Linked DNA regions of Homo sapiens: region 2 is linked to region 1. Evidence: read pairs that join two places in POLR2A ChIA-PET (ENCODE). Cell type or tissue: OCI-LY7. All regions are shown on one strand. Each heading gives the region's core, and the rest is flanking DNA. Links, peaks and the distances in the headings are about the cores only. Region 1 has its middle 19 kb from the start of SIMALR. Region 2 has its middle 33 kb from the start of WAKMAR2.

What was found. Peaks named below come from ENCODE experiments on the same cell type or tissue, not always from the same donor. Only the 100,000 strongest peaks of a DNase experiment are listed, where the experiment ranks them.
Region 2: POLR2A ChIA-PET joins it to region 1 with 6 read pairs; 4 of 35 experiments call an interaction of 5 or more read pairs at or near these places.

The regions. Positions count from the first base shown.
Region 1 is chr6:137,963,503-137,966,420 of GRCh38, forward strand. No RefSeq gene overlaps it. Among named protein-coding and RNA genes, the nearest start is that of SIMALR, 19 kb to the left of the region's middle. In OCI-LY7, for the core only: no CTCF peak of the experiment used is centred there; a DNase peak (open chromatin) is centred at 1,579; H3K4me3 peaks cover 226 bases; H3K27ac peaks cover 2,011 bases.
Region 2 is chr6:137,899,284-137,902,201 of GRCh38, forward strand. No RefSeq gene overlaps it. Among named protein-coding and RNA genes, the nearest start is that of WAKMAR2, 33 kb to the left of the region's middle. In OCI-LY7, for the core only: no CTCF peak of the experiment used is centred there; no DNase peak of the experiment used is centred there.

The sequences.
Region 1 (2,918 bases), core at 175-2,674:
TGCCTAGAAGGGTCCCAGGATCTGCGATGTGGAGCAACTATTGCTTCCCTCTGCAATCTTGGTGCTCTAGCTATAAGAAGGGCACCTGATACAAGTTGGGCTTTCTTCTGGGAATTTGAACTTCTAGAGGTAATCCCAGTAATGGATAAATTTGGAGCTGCAGGTCTGATGGTGGCGCCTAGAGCAAGGCTCCCGCATTGCAGGTGCTGGAGCTCCCCTGCTTCCGTGCTCCCGAGGGCTGCTTGTTGAGTTCTCCTATAAGACTGCTGAGGCCGGGCGCAGTGGCTCACACCTGTAATCCCAGCACTTTGGGAGGCCAAGGTGGGTGAATCACATGAGGCCAGGAGTTCAAGACCAGCCTGGCCAACATGGCGAAACCCTGTCTCTACTAAAAATAAAAAAAATTAGCTGGATGTGCTGGTGCATGCCTATAGTCCCTGCTACTGTGGAGGCTGAGACAGGAGAATCACTTGAACCTGGGAGGCTGAGGTTGCAGTGAGCCAAGATCACACCACTGCACTCCAGCCTGGGTGACAGATCGAGACACCATCTGAAAAAAAATTTTTTAAAGACTGTTGAAGAGCTCTTCCTATAAGTCCTTTTTAGCTTAAGTTAACCAGTTAACCAGAGTCTATTTCTATTGCATTGCCCAAAGAACATTAAATAAAGAGAATTTCAAAGCCAAGATCAAGATTTAGGGCTGGAAAAAGATGTTCTTTTTCCTATCTATGATAGAGGTTCTTCACCTATTTAATTGAATTTAACACTCCTGATCACTCTTCATGGAGAAGGCACTATGACATGTTCAGTGAAACAAAGATGGATTAAATGGGACCTCTGAAGACTCTAGTAAGGGAGAGAAAAAGAAATTCACAATAAATCAAACTAGTGAGAAATAACATCAAAGTATGTGCAAAGTATTATGAGCCACACAGGAAGAAAAGAAAAAAATTAATATTTATTGGATATCTGCCAGATGTCAGGCACTCTACACATATAATCACATTATGTCTTTACTCAACACATTGAGGCACATAACATTATTCTCATTCTATAGATGAGGAAACCAAAACTCAAAAGATTCAGCACCTCAAGTTGCCACAGTTAGTAAAGGGTAGATCTCAAACTCAAATCTGTCAGACTCCAAAGCCCCTGTCCCATCTGTTGCCTCTTGAAAAGGATAGTTTTAGCCACACCCAAGAAGTAGTTGGGCTCTTTCTCCACCTCAAATACTTAATAACACATGCACTTCTTCTATGTCTATGACAAGGGACCAAAGCATGGCGTTCTTGTCTAATGAATACAATATTTCATGGCAATCTTGCCCAACTCTGTAGCAGGCCCTGCTCTACAATAAAAATGGCAATGGCTACTCCTGCCTTTCCTGCCCCATAACGTTTTATTAGCATATGTTTTCCATGTCTATGCACCCTGTGCTAACTGGTTAGCTCTTTTGGAGCAAGGATCACATCCTGGGCAGCTGGAGCTTCTAGGCTTCAAAGGCATGGCCTGGGCTATGTTATTAATATTATTTCTTTCTCTTCTATAAGTGAGGAAGTGAACTCTTTGTACCCACCTGCTAAAAATTCCCCTTATGTTTACTGTTAAATGGACCTCACCTGGAGTGCTCAAAATAACACAGTCTGAAAAAGAAACTATGGCTGGGTGCGGTGGCTCATGCCTGCAATCCAAGCACTTTGGGAGGCCGAGGTGGGAGAATCACTTGAGCCCAGGGGTTCGAGACCAGCCTGGGCAACAAAGTGTGGCCCCATCTTGAAAGAAAAAAAAAAGAAAGAAAAGAAAGAGAGAAAGGGAGAAGAGAGAGGAAGGAAGGAAGGAAGGAAAGAAGGGAGGGAGGGAAGGAGGGAGGAAGGGAGGGGAGGGGAGGGAGAGAGATAGAGAGAAAGAAAGAGAAAGAAAGAAAGAAAGAAAGAAAGAAAGAAAGAAAGAAAGAAAGAAGAAAGAAAGAAAGAAAGGAGGAAAGGAGGGAGGGAGTAAGGGAGGAAAGGAGGGAGGGAGGGAAGAAAAAGAGAGAAAAAGAAAGAAACTACAATAAGAAATAAAAGAACAGGACAGAACACTAATTAGCTCCTTGGATCAGCAAACCAGTATGAAATGTCTGCTTTGTGCTAGAGATAGAGAGAGAAACAAAATTTTGCACACTTGCATTGTCCAGGGGATACGAAGACAGGTAAAGTAATAATTGTGAATTAATGAGACAAAATGTGGTTGAAAAGCAGAAAGAGCAACACAGAATGAAGCAGCAGTCTTTACATTTGAGTGTGTATGTCCCAGAGGTGGAGCAAGACTTTCTAAGGGTATGTGGGTACGGACAGTCCAGATCCTCAGCATTAGTAGTCCTCCTTCCTAGAGTTGATCTGCTTGAGAACTTGCATTTGGCAGAAGTATCATATTGTATTTCTTTTCAAAAGTGAAAAATATCTCACAATGTGAAAAAAATCTGTGCAGATACCAAAATGGGAATACAATGTAAAGGAAGAAAAGAAGTGGTATGAAATTCCCAATTGTCAAAAAGAGCTTGCCTGTATACCTTTTCTCCAAGAACAATTATGGATATCAAATGATATGGTATTTAATTTCTGAAGATATTTTAGAAAGTGATGTAATGTTTTACTAAAAGTCTATTGTACCTGTAATTCTAGTGCTTTGGGAGGTCAAGGTGGGAGGATCACTTGAAGCCAGGAGTTTGAGACCAACCTGGGCAACATTGTGAGGCCCTGACTATACAAAAAAAAAAAAAAAAAAATTAAAAATTAGCCAGGTGTGATGGCGCACACCTGTAGTCCTAGATACTTGGGAAGCTAAGGCAGAAGAATTGCTTGAGCCCAGGAAGTCAAGACCACAGTGAGCTATGATCATACCACTGCACTCCAACGTGAGTGATAGAATGAGACCAT
Region 2 (2,918 bases), core at 244-2,743, 64 kb before region 1:
TCCCTTGCTCAGGATATTCGGTTCTTCGTTTGCTCCAAAATATCTCACCCTCCTCCCACCCAAATTTATTTTTTATGTTCCCTTTTAACAACATTTATTGAGTGCCTCATATATTGCAAGCATTGGAGATGCAAAAGTAAATAGGACACATCCATCCCTTGAAGAGCTCCCATTCAGAGAAACAAAAGTAAATGTAGCTGGGCAGGGGGTTCACGCCTGTAATATTAGCACTTTGGGAGGCCAAGGTGGGAGGATCACGTGAAATTAGGAGTTCGAGACCAGCCTGACGAACATGGTAAAACCCAGTCTCTACTAAAAATACAAAACTTAGCCAGGTGTGGTGGTGCAGGCCTGTAATTCCAGCTACTCAGGAGGCTGAGGCACCAGAATCTCTTGAACCGAAGAGGCGGAGGCTGCAGTGAACTGAGATTGTGCCACTGCACTCCACCCTCGGTGACACAGGCAGACTCTGTCTCAAAAAAAAAATAATAATAAAGTAAATGTAAAAAAGGTAAAATCATGGGGAAAATATGATCATCAGTTGAAACTGGACTGGTGGAAAACAATACCATGTTAGAAATTCTAAGCAGGAAAGGATTTTTTATAGGAAATGTGATGCTAAGATAACTTCTCTTGCTGGGCAAGAGAAGCTCAGGATAAATTGCTGATGATTTTCAAAAGTATGAAAATTCAGGAATTACATTTGATGACATTTTCTTCCTGCCTACATCCACTACCTACAGCTGTCATGAGAAGATAATGGTTTCTCCTTCTCCTTTGCTTTCCAGATCTCTGGTGATTTTTTCTTGGAGGTGAGCCCTAAACAAGAACTCTGCTAGAAACACAGGTCAGGCAATGTTGTTTCCAGGCTTTCAGCCTCAACAGAGAAAGGGAAGCTGGGAAGGGCTCTTGAAGGTGGTGGCAACTAACACTGCCATGTACTATGTATATTGGGGTGGGTGACTTCTCTACCCTGAAGTAGCCAAGCCGACTTTCAGTCTGCAGAAAGGCTATAGGATGTGTATTCCAAAAAACTAGAAGAGATTTGAAATGTTCCTAGCACAAAGAAATGATAACTATGTGAGGTCACAGATATCTTAATTATTCTGACTGGATCACTACACATCGTACGCATGTATCAAAATATCACACGTATCACATATAGGCATACAATTATGTTTCAATATAACAATTAAATTCTTTTAAAAAAGAGATCCTATACAGAGCTTTCCCTTTGATAGGTCTATGCCTAGCTAAGAAACATATTCTCACATTGCTCAAAGGTCCTTTACATCTACTGATTTTTTTTTTTTTTTTTTGAGACAAAGTCCCACTCTGTCGCCCAGGCTGGAGTGTGGTGGTATGATCTCAGCTCACTGTAACCTCTGCCTCCTGGGTTCAAGCAATTCTCCTGTCTCAGCCTCCCAAGTAGCTGGGATTACAGGCATATGCCACCACGGCTAGCTAATTTTTTGTATTTTGGGTACAGAGTGGTCTCAAACTCCTGACCTCAAGTAATCTGTCTGCCTTGGCCTCCCAAAGTGCTGGGATTATAGGCATGAGCCACCATGCTTGGCCTTACATCTACTGACTTTTATCCTTCTAACTACATAGGATGTAATATTTATGTGTTTTGAGTAATTATTTGGGGGTTAAAGTGTCGTCCTAGGAGGTCTAACACATCAATCCTTCATACCAAAGAGTTGACTGCTTCCTGAAATGAATTATAAGGTCTGTTCAAAGTGAAGGTTAGCCACCCCACCCCCCAGGGTAAAGAACATTAAAATGAGAGATAAGGTCTGAGTTCACATCCTAAAAAGGCCATTTATTAAACATAAATACGTCATTAGTCTTCTTAAAGACAGTTTCCTCTTTAGTGAAACAGAGATTTAATAAGCCTCCCCTCCTATCTCAAAGAGTTATTTTAAGATTCAAAACTAGAATGGGAAAATATATATAAAGATATTTTTGTAAATCATAAATGTTATAAAGGTCAGAACCCAAGAAGGCTTACCTGGAAAGTTTGCAGGATCTTGGCAAGGGAGACATGAGGACAGGAAAAGAAGCCAGAATTACTGGGGACTAACCTTTCTGTAGAACTGGGACCTGAGATGGATAGCTAGATTTTCAAGTTATAGTGTCAAAAGGGATATAGTAAGCTTGACACGGTATCAGTATCTAAGAGGTCCAATCTGGGGCAAAACAGACTGTCCAGCCAATGGTGAATTTTGGAATCAGGCATTCGGCAGGGTTGACTGAGATCTAGTTGTTTGGATTGATATCTCAACAGCAGATCAAAGTCCAGACAGTAATATCCCCCACATAGTAGCTTGGCATGGAGTAGGCAATCAATATATTTTTATTGACTTGACCTACTGATAAACAGAATAAAGGAACACATATCTGGCAATAAGATATCATGTTGTCAAGACCCCAGAGAACCTGAGTGCAGTTCATGAGCTGGCTCCAGGCCCAGATAGGGATTTCAGTGTTAACCAGGGCAAGCTGCCTAGTGACATGGACAGAGCAAGCTCAGTGAAGGCCAGGAGGAAGAGAAAGGATACAGCTCAAGGGGCTCAAAGACGTTGAAGCTCACCCCAGACGCAATGGCCTTGGATCCAGCACAAATTCAAAATTGTACCTATGAGTAGGGTTACAGCATCTGATGTACTTCAAGGCTTGGTCAGGCTAGCTGCGTCAGGACCAGGATGGAGCTAAGAATGAAGGTGGCGGGTGCCCAAAGCTTAACAGAAAGTGAAAATACATATTAATATATTATTCACTGAGTTTTTAAATATTAACTATTCACCTAAAAAATTAATATTTTTATTTGGGAGGCAAAGGGAGTTTAATTTGGATTTGTTTTAATAATCAGCTTAATAGGTACTAAAATTTCTGTTTTTAAAGAATATTTAATG